Linked DNA regions of Homo sapiens: region 1 is linked to region 2. A link is a contact called in ENCODE Hi-C or POLR2A ChIA-PET data. All regions are on one chromosome and are shown on one strand. The core of a region is the stretch at or near the end of the contact, and the rest is flanking DNA. Distances in the headings are between cores, read along the strand shown. Region 1 holds the start of TUBB2B (tubulin beta 2B class IIb). Region 2 holds the start of SERPINB1 (serpin family B member 1).

Region 1 (6,427 bases), core at 3,204-5,703, 390 kb before region 2:
GTGAGCTGCGGAGACATTTCCGAGCAGGAGCTGATGTGGAGGGTTTTCAGCGCCGGGTGAGGGTCCCGCAGCCACAGCGATGTTCTAGCCTCCGCCGCGGAACTCACAGAGGTTCCCCCGCCATAGCCTCCCGCGTGCGCTCCTGCGCTTCCACCAGACCTTATTTATAAGTCTGTTGATTTCGCAGGCCGCACCTTGCAAGGGGCACACGGTCCGTCTTATTATTTCATAATCACTTCTTCTCTTTTTGTTTTCCACCCGGCCTGGCTCTGTGTCTAGGACTCAGCGTGCATTCCCTGGGCTCGGCCTGCCCCGCCTGCCTAAGAATCCCACAAATCATTGACAGCGTGGGGGAGGGGAGATTGCCTGTAGCAGGGAAATGGCGCCCTAGAAAAGCCAGGATGCTACTCCCTCCGCCGATTTGTAGGACAAAGCAGGCAAAGCTCTCTCGTGGAAGCTCGGCTCTCTCAGTCCCGACCGAGGCCATTATAACTCAAATTCACAACCTCCGGGGATGCGAAAACACCCGGCCTTACTGAGGAACAAAGGGCAAGTGTTCCCGCACTGCGCTGCGTTCGTGGGCTCGGGGTTTTCGCTGCTGGTTCCAGCTTTTGGTTGCCCTGCTTGGCTGGTCCCTGCGGGGCCCACGGCTGCGGAAGGACAGGGCTCTGAGGCTGCCACCCCGCAGCCCCTGCGACTAAACAGTGCCGGGCAGCTCCGCCGGGGCCGCTGGCTTCCCAGGCGGAGGAGGGAAGGCCTGGGGGGAAGGGGGAGGGCAATGGAATAGAAACTGGGGAGCGACAAAGCTGAGAAGGCGCAGATCTTGGCGGATCCCGGGAGCTTCCTCCACTGTGTCCTTTCCGCAGTCACAGTATGGGGCTGCGACCGCTTCCTAGCCCCCATGCCCCGGGCATTTGGCTCTTTTACATAAATGCTAGGATTGGTAGCTTTCCAATATTTCTAAATGGAGAGCTATGAGAAGAGGTGATGTGTGTGTGTGTGTGTGTGTGTGTGTGTGTGCGTGTGTGTGTGTAAGGAAATAATGATGGATTTGCAGTCTCTTTCTTTCAACTCCTCTTCATTCATTGGCTAAGTGTCGGTTGCCTAGGAAACCGCGTGCATCTCGGCTGCAGAGCCAGCTATGGGGGCTGCGGGCTGGGTTTTTGGGGTTTTAAGCGGTGAATCCTGGCAAGCAGTGAAGAACCCTAATGCTAAATGTCTAGTAATTTCAATAAATGTGTCAAAAATATATGCTACATTATGAAAACAGTGCTTTAAAAATTTACTACTATATAAAGCCTCTTTTCTATCAGACTTCTTCAAACAATGACTGTGTGTGTAATAGAGAAATGCAAATTCACTTGAGGACATGCCGTTGAAAGTAATCTGAAAATTGTGAAAGCAAATATAATTTTAATAGTTTAAGGGATATCTTGCTCACCTCAGTCACGCAATAGATTACGTATAAAACAAATGTTGAATTGTATTTTATGCAGCAATATTTCTACAATTGTCTCTGGAAGGGAAAATTTTTAAATGTTAGTACATCATCAAGACTAACATTAAGAGATCATGAAATATGTTGCCCCGAAATCTTCGTGCCTGATATACGATGACCTAGATTGAGACGCATTGCATATAATGAATAGACAGAAATGCTGGGGACCCAACTGAAAACGACTTTTTTTTTCTTTGAAAGCCGGGTACCAGTCTCTTTATGCGAGCTACATGGATTAAGAATGATTTTTTTGTTTAAGGGTTATCAGATAAACTGAAAGACTTCAGGGAAAGGTGTGGCTGTTGTCAACATTTTAACACAAAATCGGCTCCTTGTGAAAATAAAAATGTGCAGCATCACAATTCCAGTGGGGGTGGGGGTGGGGGTGCGATGTAGACCGGTTAACAAGACTGGCTGCCCGGAAGGGGCAGGGGTGTGGGGACAATTCGAGCAAAATGCTTGAAAGGAAAGCAGATCTTGGGCCAAAAGTGTCCCCAAGGGCACTCTGGGCTTTCAGAAGGATGATTTCCAGCCTCATCCTATCCCAAACCAACCCCTTTAAAAGAAACCTGAGAGGAAAGGGTCTTTTCATCTATCTATATGATCTTGAACACGCGTTTTCACCCGGGCACTGAATGGAGATTTGGCTCGGAAACAGAAGCTGAGAAATGAATTGGTTAGATGAAGGAGGCAGGCGGCCAGCTCAAGTTACTCAGCATGGAGCTGAGCGGCCCCCAACCCCACCCCCCAGCGCTGAGCATCAGGGTTGCTCCTGGGAGCTCGCAGCGAGGGGGTGACCGCTCCGAGTGTGTCTACACTCGCCGCGCGGGTGCCGCCCTAGCTCTGTTCCTTCCGGCGCAGCTTGGTCCCACCAGAGCCGCCACCTCGAGGCTGACACCTGCCACAGCCCTTTTGGCCGAGATGCGGTCACTTTCCCTGAGGTCTGGTGTGCCCAAAAGACGAGATTCCAGTCCGAGCCCTGTCCTCAACTTGCTGTATGACCTTGGGAATTGCTAGCCCTCGACGTTTCGGCATCTGCAGGATCTGGATTAGAAACTCGGAGGTCAGGCCCCGAGACCTTGGTACCGGGAGAGCAGGGCATGTGGACAGACCCTCCGCTGCTCTCTGCCTCTCGGTAGACCCCACCCTCACCCGGGCACGCCGGCCGGGTCTGGAATACCGGCCGGCGAGCTCCAGTCTGGGCGCCCTGGATGTTTGGGGGCGCCTGGGCTTTTGTTCTCGCTACTTCTCTTTGTACATTGGAATCGACTTGAACCCCCCACCCTCCACCCCACAGCGGGAAAGGGAGGCGATGACAGCTTGCTGATAGTTCTGGGAGGGTCTCGCTCAACAGCTGCAGGCTGAGCTCCGCCGCGTGCGCCCGGGTCATTCGGCCTTTCTCGCCAGGGGATGAAAGAGGTCACGTCACCTCGCCAACGGCCCTTCCGAAGTGTGGGGCGGCGCGCTTCAGTCATCGAATTGCAGGGAACAGGTTGTGCAGTGAACGTTTCTGACACCCTTTCCCCTCCCGCCCTCAAACGCACGCAGGATTAGTCTCTCTCTCTCTCTCTTTCTCTCTCTCTCTCACACACACACACACACACGCGCGCGCGAAAAGTAACAAAGAGACCAGTTCCTGCCTCAGTACCTAGAGACTGCGGATCTGAAGGGAGGGTCTGTGCTCCAAGTCTGTGCACGCGCTCGTGCGAGTGCGCGTGGGTCTTGGGTCGTCTCGCGCGCGCTGGGCTGCAGTTTTTAGTCGTATTCCCCACCCTTCAACCGCAGCACGAAGCCTCGGACCTCCAGGTCGCCGCGATGGAAGATAAGAAAGTTTGTTACTCGGGCTTGGGCCACCCTTGGAACCCACCCTCTTACTTGACAATAGATGAACTGAATCCGAGGGCGGGGTGGGGGGGTGGGGCGCCTGTCGTGTGGTTTTAAATACTGGGTTACACAGCGTATCCCACGTTTCTGAGAGCCCTTTGTTCCGCCGACAGCCCCGCCCCCGGGACCCCACCCTCTTTCTGCCCTCCGGACGGTCAGTGCAGCGCCACCGGCCACTCCCACTCCATCACTAGCGAGCAACAAAAGTCAACCCCCGGGGCAGAGGGCTCCTGGGTACCAGCAGGGGCGTTATGCACTCCCGGAGAGGGTCGGGCAGGGCTGAGGGGCTCCGAGGTCGCTTCACCCCTAGATGCTGCGGCGCAGTGAGAGGAGCTACCAGCCCAAGACAGACAAAGGAGAAAGCAGGCCCACGCTGGGGCGGGGGCGGAGGCCGCGCTGGTGTTCATGGGCCGCAGGTGTCCCGGTTGCCATCAAGCACGACTTCCTTCTGGGGCCACCTGTCCTCCCCCAGGCCTCTGTGAGACGGAGCGCCGCCTGGGCAGTCGCTGGCCTCCAGGGTTGAGGAAAAAGACGGTGGTCTCACCAGGGGCAGTTGGCTGGAGGGACTCTGGCCAGTGGCCGAGTAGGAGCCGCAGTCCGAGGTGGCGGAGCAGCCTGTGCCACCTCAGCCCTCCCACCTGCCGGCACTGGAGCACCTGACGGCTTCTCCACATGCTCCAGTCCTCCATCGTTCCCATCCGGTGCCAGCTCTGCCCCCACCCCGGTCAGGACGCGCTGGTGGCCCTCGCCTCGCCGCCCTCTCACCCTCCTTTTCTTCACTGTTCCCCCATATCCCCATACCCAGACCCCCACCACAGCCCCAGACAATGCGCACGCCCCCACCATACTCCCGGTAGCCCCCACCCCTCTCCCGGTCGGCACGCCCGCTCTGATTGGCCGCGGGCCGGTGGTCCAGCCCCCCGGACGGTCCCTAGGGCTCGGAGCATTACGTCAGCCGGGCCTGGAGAGCGCCAGCGCGAAGGGGACTGGGGGGCTCGGGCTGGGGGCGCGGCCTGTGCCGGCCGCCCCACCCTCCTTGCATAAAAGCCGGAGCCCGCGGGGCCGGCGCTCTCAGCCCGTCGGTTCCCGAGCGCCTTCCCGGTGACCCCGCAGTGGGTGTGTGAGGGGAGGACGGACAGACCCAGACGCCGCCGGACCAGGAGGACGCTGACGAGGCACCATGCGTGAGATCGTGCACATCCAGGCGGGCCAGTGCGGCAACCAGATCGGCGCCAAGGTGGGCGCGCCGCAGCGGAGGGGGTCCAATGGGGGCGCGAACCTGGGCCGAGAGCCCCTCGGGGTCCCCAGGCGCGGTCCTGGGAAGGCCTGGGGATCGCCAAATGCAGACCTTCCTGGCCGCTTTGTGCCGCCGAGTGTGGCCTGGGCTAGGAGGTGACTTTCGCGGACGGAGGGGGCACCTCTCTTTCTTTCTGCTGTAACTCATTTGGAGTCCCCGTCACCCCCTCGGCCTCCCTCCGCGCTGGCTGCTTGGCAGGCACGCGTGCCTGGAGAAGACGAGGGTGTGTCCGCGAGGCTGTGCGCGGCGCTCCGCGCGAGGGGCTGGGACACCAGGAGGATTAATTGTACTCGCTTGAACCGGAGTCGAGCTGCCGGGGGAGGGGAGGAGAGCGATTGTCTTGCGGTCTCAGGACGTGCTTTGAATCTAAAACCGCGGTCCTTTAGCTCCTTTGCGTTCCTCTTTCCCCGCCCACCCGCTCCTGGCGGGCTGCAGTCCCTGTGCCCTCGCCTCCTGCCGCAGCCTGGGGCTGCGACCAGTGCGCCAAGCTCCGCCACTGCCCGGCTTTGGCTGGTCCTTACCCCCTCGACCCCTACCTCCCCCCGCGAGCGGCAGCTGTTTGCCTGGGAAACGCCCAGTTTCAACTTTCTGAACCTGCAAAATACAAGCCCCGCGGCTGTGCCCGGGTCACGACGCCCTTTAAAGCTTCAAGCTCCTGAAATGTTGGGTTGTCGGAACTGAGTCGGGGACATTTCATTGTGAGCCTTGGCGTTTCTGGGGGCATCGTTCATGGCTAAATGCAGCCTTTCTGTCTCAGTTTTGGGAGGTCATCAGTGATGAGCATGGGATTGACCCCACTGGCAGTTACCATGGAGACAGTGATTTGCAGCTGGAGAGAATCAATGTTTACTACAATGAAGCCACTGGTAATCACCCTTGCCCCACCCCCACTCCCTTCAGTTTTTCCACCTTCTCCCCTTTCCCTTGCGTGGGACCCCAGGGGTGTGGCCCTGGGAGAGGGTGGACTATTCAGTTTAGGATCCCCGCTCTTTCCCTGCAGTATTTCATTGGGCTTCCTTATGCCAACAGAGCCCTTTGAGAACCTGATGGTGGGTCTCCCTTTGTTTGGGGCAACATCTGCATGATGGCAGCAGGCGCCAAGCCCTTCTCTGCAGAGGTCCTTGCCTGAGGGTCTAAGTCACTGTTGTTCCTTGCAGGTAACAAATATGTTCCTCGGGCCATCCTCGTGGATCTGGAGCCAGGCACGATGGATTCGGTTAGGTCTGGACCATTCGGCCAGATCTTCAGACCAGACAATTTCGTGTTTGGTGAGTGCCTGGTGTGGCTGAGAGCATGAGGGATTCATTTTACGCTGGGCAGTGGAGGCTGAAGAGGTGTGATTGCCAGAGGGAAAGCATGAAGAACATCCGCGGTGTGCCAACTTAGCTTTAATATAGTGTAAAATTGTTTGCCTTTCAGCTGCTAAGAGCTTGGTGTCCTGGCCTTCCTTATTTATAATTATATTCATGAACAAATATTTTAACGTTTGGCCATTTTGGTGATAATCTGAAATAGTCTTATCTGAGCATTGACTCACTGATCTATATTGAGGGGTTTGAGGTAAGGTATTTAGTACAATCACCGGTGACTTAAGATTTCTCTTTCCCTCTGGCAGGCCAGAGTGGAGCCGGGAATAACTGGGCCAAGGGCCACTACACAGAGGGAGCCGAGCTGGTCGACTCGGTCCTGGATGTGGTGAGGAAGGAGTCAGAGAGCTGTGACTGTCTCCAGGGCTTCCAGCTGACCCA
Region 2 (6,632 bases), core at 386-2,885:
AGGACCCTGAGGGCAGAATAGTTTTAAGGGAGGACTCAGGACACCATGGAACCTTGGGGCTTGCTGCCTAGGGCTGCCTCAAGTCTCTGCCCCCCCACCCCCCACATTCTGGTGCAGCACTCTTTGGCCACCATCCCACGTGTGGCTTATGCAGGCCCTTGTCAGGCCACCCTTCCTGTAAGCCTTGGCAGAGTCCACGTGATGCTAACTCTGCAGGTGCACAGAGTGCATGAACTGTGGAGACACAGCCACCTCCACCTAGATTTTGAAGGATGTGTTGGGGACCCTGGGGGCCCAGTCTGAGAATTGTCACTGAGGTGAGGCTGCTGCAGAAAACCCTCACTAGGGCAATGTTTAGTGGAGCAGTGGGATTGGGGCCACTGCAGAGAGCCCCAAATAGAGTAATATCTAGTGGAGCTGTGGGAACAGGGCTGTCCCTGAGAACCCAGAACTGTCCAGCCACCAGCATGCAAGTCTATCCTGGGAGAGCCTAGACCTCAACCTGTGAGAGCTGCTGCATGGGTTGCACCTGGCAAATCCATGGGAGTGGATCCCCTGGACACTAGGGGACCCAGTCTCCACCCCCCTGTGCTCGGAATGGGGGACACAGCATCAAAGAAGATTATTCTGAAGCCCCAAGATTTAATGCTGTTTGCCTTGTTGGGTTTGGACTTACTTGGGACCAGATACTCCTTTCTTCTTGCCTGCTTCTCCCTTTGGGAATGGGAATGTACGTCCTATGCCTGTCTCATCACTGTATTTTGAAGGCCTGTAACCTATTTGATTTCACGGGCTCATAGCTGGAGGGGAATTTCACTTAGGATGAATTGTACTTTGAATCTTATGCCTTTCTAATTTAGAAGATATTTAGGTGAGACTTTGGACTTACATTTTAAAGTTGATACTGGAACTTTGGAGGCCACTGGGATACAATGCATGCATTTTGCATGTGAGAGGGGTATGAATTTGGAGGGCAGGGGCAGAATGCTATGCTTTGAATGTCTGTGTTCCCTGCAAAATTCATGCTGAAACAATCCTCAATGCAATACTAACAGGTGGTGCCTTTAGGAGGTGACTGGATTATGAGGGCACCTTCCTCATGAATGGGATTGGCCCCTTATACGAGAGACTTCACATGAGATTTGGCCCCTTTTGCCCTTCCACTTTCCACCATTGAGGACGCAGCAGCAAGCTGTCATCTTGGAAACAGAGAGCAGGTGTTTGGAACTGGTTCTGTTTCATCTGATTCTGGGGGCCCCTCTTTTTCCCTGTGCAAGATCCCCAAATTTGCTTCCTTCTCTCAAAGAAAGCTCCCAATATAGATGGGACTCAAAGGGAGTCATTTGCCCTCTAAGAGGTGTCACAATATGTCGTCTCAGTCATTCACACCTTAGTAAGAAAAAGCTTTTCAGGTCCTTGCCAGAGATTCGGGGAAAGGCTTTGAACTGAGAAAGAAGCCGCGCCCCTGAGGAGGGCGCTGCCCGGAAGCCACGCTCACTTCTGCTTGCACTTAGGCGACCTCGGGAGCTCGGACTCCTACGCAGTCACCGGGAAGGGCCGCCGCCCCGCCCGCGGCTGCTGGCCCGGGTGACGCTTCCGCCTGCTATAAGAGCAGCGGCCCTCGGTGCCTCCTTCCTGACCTCGCACCCAGCTCGGAGCCCGGAGCGTGCCTCGGCGGCCTGTCGGGTAAGGCCGGGCCTCGGAGCGGTGGCGCGGGGGCGGGCGCGGGGAGAGGCCAGGCTCCCTCGCTCAGCTTCCAGCCCGGCACCCCCCACCCCCCAGGCTCAGGCCCCTCAGACCCGCAGCTCCCTGCGCTCGCCCTCCCCGCCAGCTTCGCGCCCCCATCCCTTCCGGGCGCCCCGACGGAGACAGACGACCTCTGATCCCCCGCCCCCGCCTGGGTACAGGCCGGGCCAGCCCGCGAGGGAGGGAGGGAGGGAGGACGACAGATGCAGGCGGAAGGCAAGACTGAAACCTGAGATCAGAATGTTGTCCCTTCTCCCTGAATTCCCTTCCTCCCAGAGCTGTTTGTGACGGTTTCCAGGCAGCCCAGGGCCAGGCCGCGGCTCCTATCTGCAGCTGCAGGGAGAGAGAGGAGGAACCCCGTGCGATTCTAGAGACGATTTCACAACAAGGAGAAATCAGCTTTGTGCTTACATGCCGAGCAGCCAGCACGGTTCTTCTTTGCCTGTCCTCGGGGGAAATCAGGGCTCTGAGAGTGGAGATCGAGATGGGCTAGTGGGTGGCGGATGGGACGCTGCACGGCCAGACCCTGGACTGTGGTGGGTTTCCAAACTGGCACATCCTACACCGGCTCTGAGACTGTGGGCACTGGACCTCATACCTTTTGAACCTCAAAAATAAGGAAGAATTATATTATTATAATAATTACAGTGATACCTTTGCTGGAGTTTTAATGCATAGTAGGTAGCTGAGTCTCTGATAGAAGGCTCTTAGTTCAGGTGAAGGTAGGCAATGGATTCATTGCCCAATGAATCAGAGACTTGAATCAAAGGCTCAGAAGCACGTGCGCTCCCACACATAGGTTGGGAAGACCCAGGGCTGGGTGGGCCCTCCCACCCCACTAAAGCTGGGGTAGCTGGGGCCTGCCTTACCCCCGCCCCACCCCCAGACTCACCTGTCTGCAAGGTCAGAGCCCTTTAGGGCACCCTGGGTGCCCTAAAATCCCCTATAACTGCTGAGTCCTTGGCCAGAATGGTCCCACATTTGTGGGCCTGGGAAAGTGTTCTTGCCCTGCTGGAATAAAAAAGCGGGGAGAAAGTACAAGATCCAGGATGCCTCAGGGCGGTTGGCAGAAATTGAGGAAGCTTCTGGAGAAATAGTGCTGCCTAATCTGCTGGCGTGGGCAGTGGGCACCATGAGGACCCTGTTCTGTGTTGCAGTTTTCACCATGGAGCAGCTGAGCTCAGCAAACACCCGCTTCGCCTTGGACCTGTTCCTGGCGTTGAGTGAGAACAATCCGGCTGGAAACATCTTCATCTCTCCCTTCAGCATTTCATCTGCTATGGCCATGGTTTTTCTGGGGACCAGAGGTAACACGGCAGCACAGCTGTCCAAGGTCAGCAGAAACAAAAAAAAGGGTCTGCTTTCCTCCCATCTCCCTACGAATGGACAGTCTGCATGGAAAGGTTGTGCCTTTGAGCTCTTACCTTGTGTTTTCAGAACTGTATTTTTATGAGATCAGACTTTCAGAAAAGTCACACTTGTATGCAGGCTTCCATTCATCATCAGGTTTTTCCTAAGTACCTACCACGTACCAGGAACTGTTTTTCGTATTGCTGAGGAGACAGCAGTGAGCAAAGCTGACAAAAATCCCTGCAGGGCGAGGCTTCTGTTCCAGTGGATGAATCTGACAGCTTTCCTGAAAGGCATACTACATCCTCCTGAGCTAGCATCTTCCAGTTTTTGCTTTGCATATGATGATATGCAACTCATAAATATTGCCTGTTATATAACACTACTTTCAAGCATAATGAGAGGAATAAGACATAGGGAATGCATTATAGTGGAGATAGTGGCATTGCTTTTTTGCAAGGAAAAGAGAAAAAGTGACCCTGTGGTTCTGTAGTCCCAGGGTGCTGCGCATGGCTCAGTGGGCTGTGGCATAGCACGCCCTGCAGGGGAGGTGAGGGGGAGACCCGCAGCTTCAGGGGCGGGACCCAGCCCTTGGCGATGTGACAGGTCACTCTCATGCCCAGCCTTCCTTCTTGTCCATAATGGACATGGAGAGGACTTCTGTGCTTGGTACTCTTTAATTCTGAGAAGAGAACTCTAGCTCTCTCTCTCTAAGCTCAGCAGAAAGGAGTGGTAAAAGTGGAGGCTCTTCTAACATACCTGCCGCAAATTACACTGCACCTGTTCCTTGGCAAGGTGCAGCCTGGGATTCAAGTTCAAGGGGCTGCGAAACTTCTATTACTCATCACTTTAGATATGAAAGCATTTTAAATGTTTTTTTTAAATCCATTAAAAAAAAAAAACCTCTGTTACTAATTGTTAGTTGCTTCTTGCAGGGTTATATCAGTTCCTAGCTTGAGGTTTTCCAGGGACTTTAAAACCTCAGCAAAGAATAGTTTTAAGGACTCCTCCCCCATTTCCATTAAAGCAGATGGAGCATAGGCACAGTGCAAACATTCCATATCTCGGTGAGTAATGTGGACTTCGTACCCTATGCAATTTTGTTCTTTGTGTCTTAATCATAAAGGAACCAGCCTAGGTCTCATAAAACCACAAAGGGCCTCTTGATTTGTAACTGATACATGGGGAATTAAACTTTTGCCAGAATGTTAAGTTTAAGGAAGTTATTTTAAAATAAGTGAGTTACTGATGTTAATAGGGTAATAAAATTTTAAAAGCTTCAGTCTGTACTATCTTTGTGGTTCTGAATAGAGGATGAATCCTATTTTTACTGCTTATTTCTGAGAACTTTCAGTAAAATTATATTTGATACAGAATATAAATATGAACATACCATTTATTATTTTCTTTGGAAAAGGCAGACTTATATATAAATATTTAGTATCTTAACCACCCACATTTGTGGAACTGCAAGTGTAACAAAGAGTGATGTAAAAGCAATGTGTAAAGTTGTAAACATTCTGTCTCACGAAGCCATAAATTTTGGATTTCCTATTGTTTGTTCTGCAATGACAAATTAATAAAGTATTGGGTTTGGGATCATCAATAATTAGTAATAAAAACACATTAATTTAATGTGATAGAAGGAAACACCAAGGAATCACTTTATAGTTTCAAAATAAATGGTTGTAGAAAGAAGATTTTCTTTATTTTAGACTTTCCATTTCAACACGGTTGAAGAGGTTCATTCAAGATTCCAGAGTCTGAATGCTGATATCAACAAACGTGGAGCGTCTTATATTCTGAAACTTGCTAATAGATTATATGGAGAGAAAACTTACAATTTCCTTCCTGTAAGTACTTTGCCCTTCACATTCTAAAACCCCACTAGACAGTGCAGATATTTTCCAGCACAATCAAGTCATGGAGGTCAGTTTTAATATTTGTAAACTTTCAGAAAAACAATACAGAAGGCAAACATGGCAAAAACAATATGGAAGGCAAACACGACAGAATGCAAACTTTAATTGACATGGTGATTTTGTGTTACAGTCTTTTTAGTGAAAAGATAGCTCTTGGAGGTTTTACTGAAGCAAGAGTACAATCAGTGTTTGTGAAATCTTAGTCAAAGTTCAGAAAAGAGTGGTAATTTCTATATAACAACAACAGTATAAGGGTTAGGCTTACCACTACTGGAATGCACAGTTAAAAGTGGCTAAGATCGTAAATTTAATGTTAAATGATTTTTACTACTATAAGAAAAACTATAAGAGTTAGAAATTTTGTGTTACATGGAATTGTAGCCTTTTAGGACAATTTCTGTTGCTTTTTGGGATTTTAGAAAACAATTTCTATATGTAGTAGGAGTTATATATATATTTCCTTTTCCTTTTTTTTAATAGGAGTTCTTGGTTTCGACTCAGAAAACATATGGTGCTGACCTGGCCAGTGTGGATTTTCAGCATGCCTCTGAAGATGCAAGGAAGACCATAAACCAGTGGGTCAAAGGACAGACAGAAGGTGAGAGCCTGGGCAGAATGGAATCATTATGCGCTGGTCATGTCATTCGTTTCCTCAGTCCGCCTTCCCTACCTGCAGTTATTCCCTCCCCAGCTCCCACAGTCCTGGCGCACATCGTGGTTACAGTCAGAGGACGCTGCCGGTGCGTGAAGTCTGCACTGCACGTTGCTGGACAGCTCTCACATGTTCGAAGTTCACCAGAGTGGAAACTTAAACATGATTTAACTCAAGCAGCTAAATCCTTTTTTCTCATCAGCTCCCCAAAACTTTTAAAGTTGCATTTCAAAGTTAAAACCAACATTGGCAGGCGCGGTGGCTCATGCCTGTAATCCCAGCACTTTGGGAGCCCAAGGCGGGCGGATCATTTGAGGTCAGGAGTTCAAGACCAGCTTGGCCAACATGATGAAACCCTGTCTCTACTAAAAATACAAAAAATTTAGCCAGGTGTGGTAGCACACACCTGTAATCCCAGCTACTCTGGAGGCTGAGGCAGGAGAATCTCTCGAACACAGGAGGTAAAGGTTACAGTGAGCCGAGATCATGCCACTGTACTCCAGCCTAGGCAACAGAGCGAGACTCCGTCGTAAAAAAAATAATAAAAATAATAAAAAATAAAAAATAAAGTTAAAACCAACACTGAATACAGCAAAAAAGGAATTAAAATTTTGAGGAGAATTCAGCCTGCCAAAAATTACCTAATACTCATATGGAAAGAAATGTCCTGGAATTTCATGGAAATACCTGAAATCAATATTCACAAACTACTGTGGTTGTAAATTTTTTGCCAACATCTTGTCCAGTAAAAAAGTTGTGGTAGGTGGGGACTGACTTGCTTTTAGGGTGCAATTTATTTCTTTGCTACATCTCTCTTCTTACATAGCCCTGTATTAGTCAACCCACTCCAGAAGACCTGTCTTCCATTATGGGAATTGTTCCCAGCCATACTTATGGTCACGAAGGTGACCTTTATTTCCATGGAGTATGTTCTGCTGGTTTTTTTGTTTGTTTGTTTGTTT

Evidence for each region. Hi-C counts contacts between places; a loop is a spot of excess contacts on that map. ChIA-PET counts read pairs that join two places held with the same protein, here RNA polymerase II (POLR2A). Pooled maps may share reads with other maps.
Region 1: a loop to region 2 is called in a pooled map, with 2.1 times the contacts of the local background. The contact joins the promoter of TUBB2B here to the promoter of SERPINB1 in region 2. A Hi-C loop is called at or near these places in 2 of 50 pooled maps. POLR2A ChIA-PET finds 5 or more read pairs at or near these places in 2 of 52 experiments (Caco-2 and K562).

The regions. Positions count from the first base shown.
Region 1 is chr6:3,225,679-3,232,105 of GRCh38, reverse strand. It overlaps TUBB2B (tubulin beta 2B class IIb), which reads left to right and starts at 4,453. Exons shown (of 4, transcript NM_178012.5): 1 at 4,453-4,619; 2 at 5,437-5,545; 3 at 5,837-5,947; 4 at 6,295-6,427. The coding sequence starts at 4,563. LOC100422781 (a long non-coding RNA gene) reads right to left here and starts at 703. Exons shown (of 2, transcript NR_147505.1): 1 at 1-703. RefSeq lists enhancers at 1-306, 2,299-2,855, 4,151-4,809, 4,810-5,470 and a silencer at 4,257-4,546.
Region 2 is chr6:2,836,866-2,843,497 of GRCh38, reverse strand. It overlaps SERPINB1 (serpin family B member 1), which reads left to right and starts at 1,635. Exons shown (of 7, transcript NM_030666.4): 1 at 1,635-1,686; 2 at 2,904-3,079; 3 at 4,812-4,949; 4 at 5,499-5,616. The coding sequence starts at 2,912. RefSeq lists a silencer at 1,691-1,740.